Linked DNA regions of Homo sapiens: region 1 is linked to region 2. A link is a contact called in ENCODE Hi-C or POLR2A ChIA-PET data. All regions are on one chromosome and are shown on one strand. The core of a region is the stretch at or near the end of the contact, and the rest is flanking DNA. Distances in the headings are between cores, read along the strand shown.

Region 1 (5,066 bases), core at 1,883-4,382, 400 kb before region 2:
ACATTTACTATTTTAAGGACAGGTGTCAGTTTTTTACTAAATTAATTGAACTGCGTATTTCTGGGGTGTCTAGAAATAGCCCACTTTTTGGTTCTGCTAGATTATTGAGTCATGCCCTGTACCAAAGCCGACTGACTTGAGTTTGGATCTTGGCTCTGCCATTTGTTAAACATATGTCTCCTTGGGTAAGTTGTCTGACCACTATCAGATTTGTTTGTGTTAATGAAAATAAGCTTTATTGCATCAAGTAATAAATACATATAAAGATATAAACAGTTATTTTCTTCCAGTTTTGATCAACTTAAAGTATGCATAACCGAAATCTACTGATAGTTTGAAAATTTTGGGTGTTCCTTGTTAAGTTTGGTAGGTTATTCTGCTGTATTTATAACTTGTGCATTTTAAAAATTGACTTCAGTGCACTAATAGTCATGCATATGTTTATGCAAAAAAGTTATATTAAGCAGAAACGAGGAGTGGCTACTAAGTGCGCTGTTAGTATGCATTGAAACAAAATCCTTATGGTTGTATTAGCTTAACAGAACAGTTTGGGGCACAGAAACATATTCAAAGGAGAAGGTTAAAGGGAGACACTGGTATCTTAGAGGCAAACTAGTTTGCTGAGATAACTTTACATGCACCTTTTAAATCAATGCTTAAAAAATAACTTGGGTAATTCCTAACTACTGAAAATGTAAATTCTAATTAACTGCAAAATCTTTTTTCAATCTGTGAGACTGTAGTTCAGAGCCAGGTGAAACATGGGAGGAAAAACCAACCTGTTAGCATTTTGAAAACAAGAGTTTCATCGAAACAGGGGAGGTGAACTGTAACTTCTCATCTTGTAAAAAGATGGAAAACCTTTAAAGCCAAAAGCAGCAAGGATATGGCACTCTGTTCGGTTTTAGCCAAGCACTTACCTTACCAGCTTTCTAGAGTGAATAATGCCTCGATTTAGTCTCTTTATTCTGTTCTTACTCCACGTAGGCAGGGTTGATCTCTCCCCAACTCTTCACTGGGGCTCCTGGCTGTTCCCAGCTCCCTGGGTGTAGCCTATGGATAGTGGCCCATGGTCACTCAGCAGCTGGCGGTACTGGGGGGGCATCACCAGGCTGTCAGAAGGCAAGCAGACGTCCCTAGAGTGTAGCCAAGTTACTTTGTAAGACATACTCACCCTTCCCCATGAGTAGCCCAGCCAGGCCATGAGGACAGTGGTGGCATGGGGCCCTGTGAGGCGCAGAGGCCCAGGCTCCCTGTGCTCGGGCTCTGGGAGCACTGGCAAATATGATTGCCCTCACCCTCGTGCCCACTGTAGGGTGTCATCCACACATTAGGCAGGTGGGCGGGCACAGAGGAGGCCATAAACTTCAAGCAGACTTTTTAACTTTAAAATGAAGAAAAGAATGGTACCTACCGCCTCAGAGTAGTAAAGATTAACTGGGGTATGAGTGTGCGGCAGTTTCCTTTTTCGAGTAGTTGCCACCAACTCTGCCACTCCTTTTTGCTATACATTGGGGTTGCCTTACAACATCTCACTTTATTTAGTTCCATGACTTGTTAGTTACTTCTCGTTACTTAACCTCATTTGGGTTCTTAAGGCTTAGTTCTGTTATTTGATAGCTTTATATCGTGTTTTGTTCAAAGTTCTCCTCTTCTGTCAAGTCGGACTAAGCTTGTGTCTCTAGCAATTTGGAATTGACATGAGAGGACCTGGATTGTTTCCATCTATATCTGTCCCCTGCCTGCTTTCCTGACTGAACAAGTCCCTGATGTGGGGCTGGGAGCGCAAAAGTGGGAAAGGACAGGGGTGTCCTTGCCAGGGAGCCCTTGGTGAGTTTGCAGTCCTCTCCTCGGTCAGCCATGGCGGATGTCCTATTGGTGATCGGTGGGATAGATACGGGCATGCAGTGGCCCCAACAGCCCCACAGGTAAGGGGCTGTGCCCCCTATAGCTCACTGGGGTCTGCTCAGCCCCTGACATGATATGGCCTCATCTCACAGTTGATCCTCAGCGTGTGGCTTCATGCCGCATTCTTCTGGATCCCCTCCAGAGCCATTTGCTTAAAGTCTCAATTCATTGGTGAGAAATATGCATGTCATGGTTTGTTTTTATTTCTCCTAATAACTGCTATTAATTGTGCTCAGTTGAATCACCCTTTCACTCTGGTAGCAGGCTTCCTTACTAGCATGTCGACCCATTTCCATCGCTTTCCAGTTAATTTTGGTCATTTAAACAGTCACTTACCATTTTTTAAACACTTCGTTCTTTGCATTTTGAAATTTGACTCTCATGTCAGAATCAAAGCTCTCTCTTCTCTGCCCACTCTTTCCCTGAAAAGGAAAAAAAGAACCCAGTCTGTTACTGGCGCCTTGGAGTGGAGGCTGTTTTTGGCTCTCACACGCGTCCCTCCCTCTTGGCAGTAGCAGTGCGCTAGCATGGAGGTGGGAAGGAAGAACCGAGGGGCAGAGTCTCTGTGCTGACTGTTGCAGTGTCCCGCTTCTGTCACGGTTGCAGCTGCCGTCTGTCTGTTTCTGTCTAACGGACTGTCCATTGGCTCATTTCGTGAGGCTGCCATCCACATGAGCTTTCTCAAAGGACGCAGTTGCTGGCTCTTTGCTGGCACCTTAGGGTGCCTGGCATTGGAGAGCTGACCTGATCTCTTCATTTCCCCGCTCCCTCCACAGTTAAATCACTTTCTCTGTCTTGGTCTCCTTGTTGGGTAGAGGCTACTCTCCCATTCAAGGTTCTTGCAAGTGCCTCAAGCCTAGCCACCTTCTGTAGTGTCCACTAGATCCACAGAAAACTCAGGTGTCTTTGCTATGCCAAACGGCTGCCCCAGTGTGTGTGGCCGCCCAGCTCCACCATCTCTTGCCTATATGGATTTCTGAGGTAATCTCATCCACTCCCAAGGAGACTTACTGCTAACCTAACAACTTTTCTTATGCCAGTATTTTCTTATGCCCAACCCCACCTGAGTTCCAAAACCGTATTTCCCACTGCCTAGTAAGGCCTATCAATGTTATACCCCAGAACCAGTTTACTCCCCTTAGCCTACAGCCTTATTCTGGCTAATGGCATCACCTTCCACCTGTTCACATAATCCAGAAACCTGTGAGTCATCCTGCCTCCCTTACCTCACACAAGCCAGTTCGGTCAGTTCTATGTTGCAATGTCTTTGAATCCATCCCACTTTTCTCTCTGTCTCCCCTTTGCTCCTTGGTTTTGGCCCTCATTATTTCCTTCCTTTTACCCCCAGTTCCATCTCTTGTAGTCTTATACATTGTGGTCAGAGTGACCTTGCCAAAACACAAATCCCATTGCATCATTTGCCCCCTTTAAACCCTATTATGTGGACCTTCATTGCCCTCAGACTAAAGTCCAGTCTCCCATCACATGGCCTGTGAGGCCCCAGCCTGTCTTAAACTTTTTTCCTTCTACTGCCTTTCTCTTCACTCCCACTGCTAAACTCCAACCTCCTATTCCATAGCCACACTCAACTACTGAGAGGTGTCCAAACTCAGCATGCTGCTTCATGACCCTGGCTTTTGCCTGGCCCTTCCTTTTTCATGGAGTGTTCTCATTCTCTTTGTACCTTGTAGTCTAACTGGACAACTCTTATTTGTTTTTCAACACCCAGAGGGTAAGTCTTCTGCCCTCAGAAACACTCCCAGGCTGCTTTCTGCTAACCATCATTTTTTATATACACTCAAATTATACAAAATATCATACGTCTTTCTCCCCTTGCCCCCTGCAACTGCCCCCAAGTCACTAAAAGCAAGGATTGTGTCTTACTCATCTTGATAACTGTGGTGCCAAGCCTAAAGTTCCTGGCCTTTCATGGGTGCTCACTGTTAAATAAATGCGAGTAAATCAAATGGCTGAAGAGCTAATGTATAGAAAGTTTTTAAATTCTAGTTTATATCTTTCTAGCTAAGATGTATTATGTTGACCATTTCTTTTACAGTAGTTGGCAGCAGGTTTAAATGCTAAAAAGTGACCCTCATTCTCATTGTAAATTTTTATTTCCCACTTCATTGGCCCCACTCAGCACTTTATTATTTTCATCGCATTGTCTTCTTACCCTTATTTAATCATGGATAGGAGAATGTGGCAATGTCAGAATCACACTAAGATGATATGGAAGGAGATCCAAGCTGATGACCACCTAGAGTAAAAATCCTTGGGGTATATTGGGACACCACAGAAGTTCTTAAAGTGATTGCCGCTAAAGCCATTTCTCCTATTCCTGGCCACAAGCCTTGGGGACGCAGCCTGCCTGCCTTCTTTACAAGTGAGCATCATTTTCTTTGATCCCCTTGGACTTCCTCTAACTCGTCTTCTCACAGCTCTTGAGGGCTTTGCAAGGAACTGTCAGGGCTAATGAAAGGACAATTTGAAAATCTTCTTTAGGCACATTCACTAAGTAATGTGTCCGTCAGCAAGTGTGGCTCTGTGTCTGTGGTGAGCCCCTTTCTCTGTCGGGACCTTGTCCCAGTGCCTGGAGAGCACCTTCTCAAACTGTAGACCTCACTGGCACTGGGACTGATCTGAGTGCCCCTGTCAGCCTGCCCAGCCTCAGAAAGGAAGCTGTGGAGGGCCAGTTCTCACCAAGAGCTCACCAGCTCCACTCTAGACTAGGCCCAGAAACCCTGCAGCCAGGCTGCCTGACTCACATGCAGCATGGGTCTCTGGCTGTGGTTTCCACACAGCCTCCCAGCTTGTTTCTTAATCTGTAAAATGGGTGGCTTTCAATGAATACTGTGGCTCCGTTGAGATCAGCAGAAGGGCATTTCACTTTATGGTCCCTTTATTCTTCCAGGTCTAACATCTTACACACACACACACACACACACACGGATCTAGAATTTCTGGTGTGCACTTCTAGGGCACACTATATTGAATCAGCATTTGGTTCTATGCTCCATCCAACAGTTGATGAGGTAGACCCTGGACAAAGCACCTAATGCCTTTGAGCCTCCATTTCTAAACCTAGAGAATAAGAAAATTAAATGATCTCCAAGGTCCATTTTGCTTTATAATTCTGAATAGATCAGAGGGTTAAAGAA
Region 2 (5,398 bases), core at 1,137-3,636:
GGTTGACAGTAGCACGTTATTGGTCCCTCTCTGTCAGAGCCCAGAAACTGTGATGAACTCATTCACAGTTGTTGATGCCCTCTATAAAGGTATTGCCACAAGTGGGAATCCCATTCCATAAGAATATTATCTTATTGTTTCAGTGGAAGGTCAGGCAGAGAAATACAAGACGAGGACTTGGGAAAGGGGAGTTATTTTTGTTGTTGCTGTTAAAGTGATATATATATATATATTGTGTGTGTGTGTGTGTGTGTGTGTGTGTGTGTGTTTGATGGTGGTGGTGGTGGCCTATGTATTCTTAATGAGATCTCCTAAAAATATCCAATCCTGTCTCTCCAGGCTGATAAGTAATATCTGCTTATATAGCATCCATCACATATCATTTAACAACAGTTTCTAGGAGGAAAACCAAAACTGATGATAAAACATAGAAATAATTGGCAAGTAGATTGATGATAGTGAAATCCTTGTGTACATAACTGAAGAATAATATAGGGAAGGCAAAGAGGACTTTTGTCTGAATGGGGATTAGTCTATCCATCTATCAATCTATCTATCCACACAGATATACATAAATACACACATCTGTATATTACTCATTCTATATATGCATTTGTGTAGATATAGATATGGCTTCTCTATGTCAAACTAGCAATTACTTTTTCAGCACAAAATACCTCACTCAGCAATGATCCTCATCAATGAAATCAGATTTTGTTACATCACCGGAGAGTTCAAAAGCTATTCTCCCTTTTGTATTCTGTGCCAATAGAAAGAAACACACAAGAAGAAGACTGAACTTTAAACTTAGCAAATTTGAAATGCTGGGAGAATTTTATGCATGGTATAAATGATTTTAGATACAAATAGTGTTATTTCATGTTAATACTTCCCCAGAGCCACCATCCTTTTTTGAGTCTGCAAAGTGATTTAATTTTGATCTTTTAGAAATGTTCTTTTCTCCTGAGAAAAAAATTTGTCATGGAAACAGTGGCAAATGCAAAAAGGGTGGGCATTTACAGTTTCCCAAACTGTTAGAATTCTCAAATTCTGTCCCTGTTTTTTATGATGATGGGGGCACAAGGACAGGGATATGGACCGAGGGAGTGTTTGCACCAAGAAGAATATCTAGAAGAGAGTTCTGTACATTTCAGTCTGAATTTCACTGGGTATATGTCTTATGGGGAGAGACTAAGATGTAGAAACAGAGAGAAGAGACCACTGGTGAGAAGATGAGGCCATTCCTAAGATTTTTAATATAAATTTATAAACATACAGGTGTATGTGTATATATATATGCTTTGCACACATATGTATTTATGTGTTGTGTATACATATGTCTGTGCATGTATATGCATATACACACATATATACATACATTACATACATACACACATATGCATACTTTTTCCCACTGAAGTTGTTGAAACTCTTGAAAGTTGGACTTGAGTAATCAAAAGCAGTGCTTATTCTTTTCCATTCAGTACCAAGGAAATCATATTTACCACGGGTCCAGAAAAGTCTTTTCTCTCTTTCTCCTCCCCACTACCCACCAGTCCCCACTCCTTTTGCACATGCTATTTGGTCACTGGCCATCCCGAGTGGCTCATCTAGACAGGGGTATGTGGCCAGGAGAGGTTAGGGGTCGAGATAAGGTGGATGTTTGCTGTAAGGCAGTGCCTTCCTCTCCTTCTTAACCTGGGGTTGTGCTTCTGAGCATGTGAAATGTATTGTTCCTTAGTCCGATTTCCCAAATACAACCTGAAAATGTGAATGTAAATGCCTCTGTCCTTTAGCCAGACGTCTAGAGGGCTATCTGAGGGCCTCAGAAGTAAAACTGACCTCCCCAGGGAAACTAGGCTCTCAATTCCTTTCTTAATTCTCTGTAGGATAATAAAACATGAAGTGGAAGATCTTCTAGACCAGCACCTTAAATTTGCAGATGAGAAAGTTGGAACCCAGAAAGGCTGAGAGGCTCAAGGTCTCACAACTGTTTATGCTCAACTGGGAAATGAATTTGTTTCTCTGGCCCATCAGGTCAACATTCTTTCCACTCAGCTATGCCGCCTCCTACCTCCTGAAAAGATTCTAGCAGGACCCTCTGATGAAAAGGACCTTATCTTTTTATATCTGCTGTTTAAAGCTTTTTTTTAAAATCATCGCACGATTTTATGAGTTAAGTTATGTACATAAACAAATACTATTACTTATTACTTGTTTACTATCGCCCTTCTTTTGGACATCAGAAAACCGAGGGTCTGAGTTGCAGCAACTCCCACAGAATCTCAAAAATGCACCCAGACTGCTCCTGCTTGCAGGACAAACACTCAGTACAAGCTTCCGATGAGGAATGTGGCTGTTGCAAGAACAGGACGCCACGATTCAATCCCTTCCCACGGCTGGCCCTGGCTGCCCACTCACATCAAGCAAGGGCACAGCATCCCTTCCGACAGCCTGACCCCCGCCCCCAGATAAACCGACATGTGGATTGCCAAAGGCATTTATATGCGATGGTGCTAAGACTGCTTGACGCTAACACCACACTTTGATCATTCAGTCAAATCAAAAAGCATTTATTAAGCATCTGTGTGAGGCTCCCTGCCGGGGCTTCTCTTTGTATCCCTAGCATTCACACTTCCCTGCTTTTCTTCTGTATCTCTTCACCCCTGCCCAAGAAAACTCCCCTATCCACAGGAATCTCACTGCTGGTGTTATCATGTCTTACCCAGAGTGGGATCCCATTTTGGTTCCTCCCAAGATGCTATTCAATGTCCAGGATGGAACTTTGAGAGTGGACCGGTCCTCTCTCCATTGTAAAATCTACCCATCCATCTCTGCTTCCTGGAGATTCTGTGTGAGGAGCACCTTAGTTAGGAATCAGAGCAAATGGCGATGAAATTTCAGTCTGTGTTCTTCTTTCAGAATGCAGAGTGAACATTTAAGAGGGTTTTTAGAAAAGCAGTTTACAGCCAGTAATTGGAAGCGTTGAAGTGTTTTTGCAAGACCAGTATCTCAGATTACAGATTTATGATTTGCTTGAAAATAATCATTTATTTTAGGCTTGAACTTTAAAAAGAAAAAAATAAAAGCTTAGAATGATTTTCTTCAAGTTTTCTATGACATTCTTTACATCAGGAAGAGATGAGGGAAGGCAAGATGGAGGTTTTAGAGAGAACGGGGTTCCAATGTTATTTTCCCCTTGGTTCATTTATGAGACTACATTTTCCTAGCTGCATACGCTATTTCCATTGTATGACTCACACAGACAATTTACTACATTTAAAATTGTGTCAAATTCTTTCTGAAAAGCTTGGGTCAAATACACATACTATGTATACAGTTGGAAATTCTTCCTCATAGATCCAGCTCATGGTATGGATGTTGTATTTGTGTCCTCGTAGCCATGGCAACTAGAAAAGGGTTAAGCCAGGGCCTCAGAAAACCCAGAGGCTGTGCAGTAAAATATCATATGTGTGTATATACTTCCTAAAATATACTACTCAAATATGGATTAAGAAATCTTAAAACCACTGTCTTAAAATTAATTTTTCATTCCTAGTATGCATGTTATTGCCTAAAAAGGATACTCTCAAAACAATCTCTTTCACCTCACTCCTTTTCTCTCTAAATTGTCATCTAATGACCATTTATCTCAAAAGACAGACTATGTAAATCCATGAGAAGTGCTTTGGTTTTTAGATATGGATGAGAGAAATACCAATGAGAATATGAATGAAGTTGTTTTCTGGCTGAAACAAACTGTCTTTTTTAGATCTCTCTTTTAAATCCATTTATATGAGAGTAATAAAACATTCTTCTCCATTTATTTAAGAACTTACTAAATAAACTTGGGCAACCCTGAACAATGCCAAGATGTTAAACATTCACCAGCTCTAAGAATTCAGACTCTTCTTTGTGTTGGCTGATGGCCCTCAGGTCCCTGACTACCCCTTTTAATTTTCTTACACACTTTACCCTGTGAGATAAATTTTAAGAGTTTATCCTCAAAATAACACTGGATAGGAGTACAGAATGCAATTCTGTTTTTTTTGTTTGTTTGTTTTCTGAGACAGAGGCTCACCCTGTCACCTAGGTTGGTGTGCAGTGGCGCGATCTCAGCTCACTGCAACCTCTGCCTCCCAGGTTCAAATGATTCTCCTGCCTCAGCCTCCCAGGTAGCCAGGATTACAGGCACTGGCCACCATGCCCAGCTAATTTTTGTATTTTTAGTGGAGATGAGGTTTCACCACATTGGCCAAGTTGGTCTTGAACTCCTGACCTCGTGATCCGCCTGCCTTGGCCTCCCAAAGTGCTGGGATTACAGGCGTGAGCCACTGTGTCTGGCAGGGAATGCAATTCTTATAAGGCCCAGAGCCATTGCAGCATTGGATAAAACACCATCTTTTATATCCATACATCTTTCTTATTTACATTTCCAGGTGCAAAAGGAGGATGGGTAAAAAAACTTTCACTAAGTGGTTCTCTGTCCCACTGCCCATTTCGTAAGGATATCAGAGAAAGTATTAATACATCCCCTGGTCTAAAATGCCTGGCTTAACTTTTAACCTTTGACACAGTATCAAAGTTTTCCACACCCTTTATTTATTTCAAGATATTTCTCTGTAGGAAATATATTTTATAATGAAATAATAAATAATAAATCATAAATGGCTTTATGATTTTATAATAAACATAAATTTATGGGAATATATTTAAATGTTCACTTCCAACCTTTGATACCATCTCATATTTAATATCTAAGAATCAAAAAAAATTTCAGGGTCAATATCCTGGCCCTTCTTCTGCCATCTGGTGGAGAAATAGAGAAGCAGTGAAATTGATGCATCAGGAGTTTCTTCAGAGTCCTTAAATGCATCAGTCAGCGAATGCTTGTGGGGTATTATTATTATTTATTATTATTATTCATCAAACAGTACTCATCAAGACACTTGGCATCATTAAACGTCATGCTCTGCAAAGTAGCCACATTCAGTCTCTGTCCCCAGAAGAACTATGAGGCATTACATGATTGAAAGCTCCCGGACGATTTAGTTATTTTCAAGCAATCAGTTCAACACACAGTGTAAGGAAAGGACTCCTTAAGACTATGAGGTTGGCATTTAGGTCATTTTAGCAGTAATTTGCTTTATAATGATATTCTGACCCCAAGATGCTATGCTTTTCTAAGCACTTCTAAAGAGAAAGAAAGAAGGGAAGGAGAAAGAGATGGATGCAACTCTCTAATGCCTTACAAATCCCCAAAATGACATTTTAGGTTCATTTTTAAGGCCATTTAAGAGTGTCAGAAAGACTCTTTATGAGCAAAAATAACATCTCCATGAGGTATCTGCACTTTAATCAAATTTATTATAGTTTACAGAGTATGGAGAGAAGAGAT

The links. Hi-C counts contacts between places; a loop is a spot of excess contacts on that map. ChIA-PET counts read pairs that join two places held with the same protein, here RNA polymerase II (POLR2A). Pooled maps may share reads with other maps.
Region 1: a map of left lung shows a loop between it and region 2 (5-fold over the local background). The contact joins two enhancer-like sites. A Hi-C loop is called at or near these places in 13 of 168 maps with a recorded cell type or tissue (A673, body of pancreas, esophagus squamous epithelium and 7 more) and 6 of 50 pooled maps. POLR2A ChIA-PET finds 5 or more read pairs at or near these places in 2 of 52 experiments (AG04450 and OCI-LY7).

The regions. Positions count from the first base shown.
Region 1 is chr13:44,448,682-44,453,747 of GRCh38, reverse strand. The region is part of intron 1 of TSC22D1 (TSC22 domain family member 1); the gene reads left to right. It overlaps LOC124903167 (a long non-coding RNA gene), which reads right to left. Exons shown (of 4, transcript XR_007063778.1): 2 at 2,245-2,330; 3 at 921-1,112. Among named protein-coding and RNA genes, the nearest start is that of TUSC8, 45 kb to the right of the region's middle. RefSeq lists enhancers at 732-1,231, 1,232-1,733. Within about 2 kb of position 3,132, at least 5 of the 41 ENCODE cell types and tissues checked have a DNase peak (open chromatin) inside an H3K27ac peak, as active enhancers do.
Region 2 is chr13:44,050,064-44,055,461 of GRCh38, reverse strand. No RefSeq gene overlaps it. Among named protein-coding and RNA genes, the nearest start is that of NRAD1, 30 kb to the right of the region's middle. Within about 2 kb of position 2,386, at least 14 of the 41 ENCODE cell types and tissues checked have a DNase peak (open chromatin) inside an H3K27ac peak, as active enhancers do.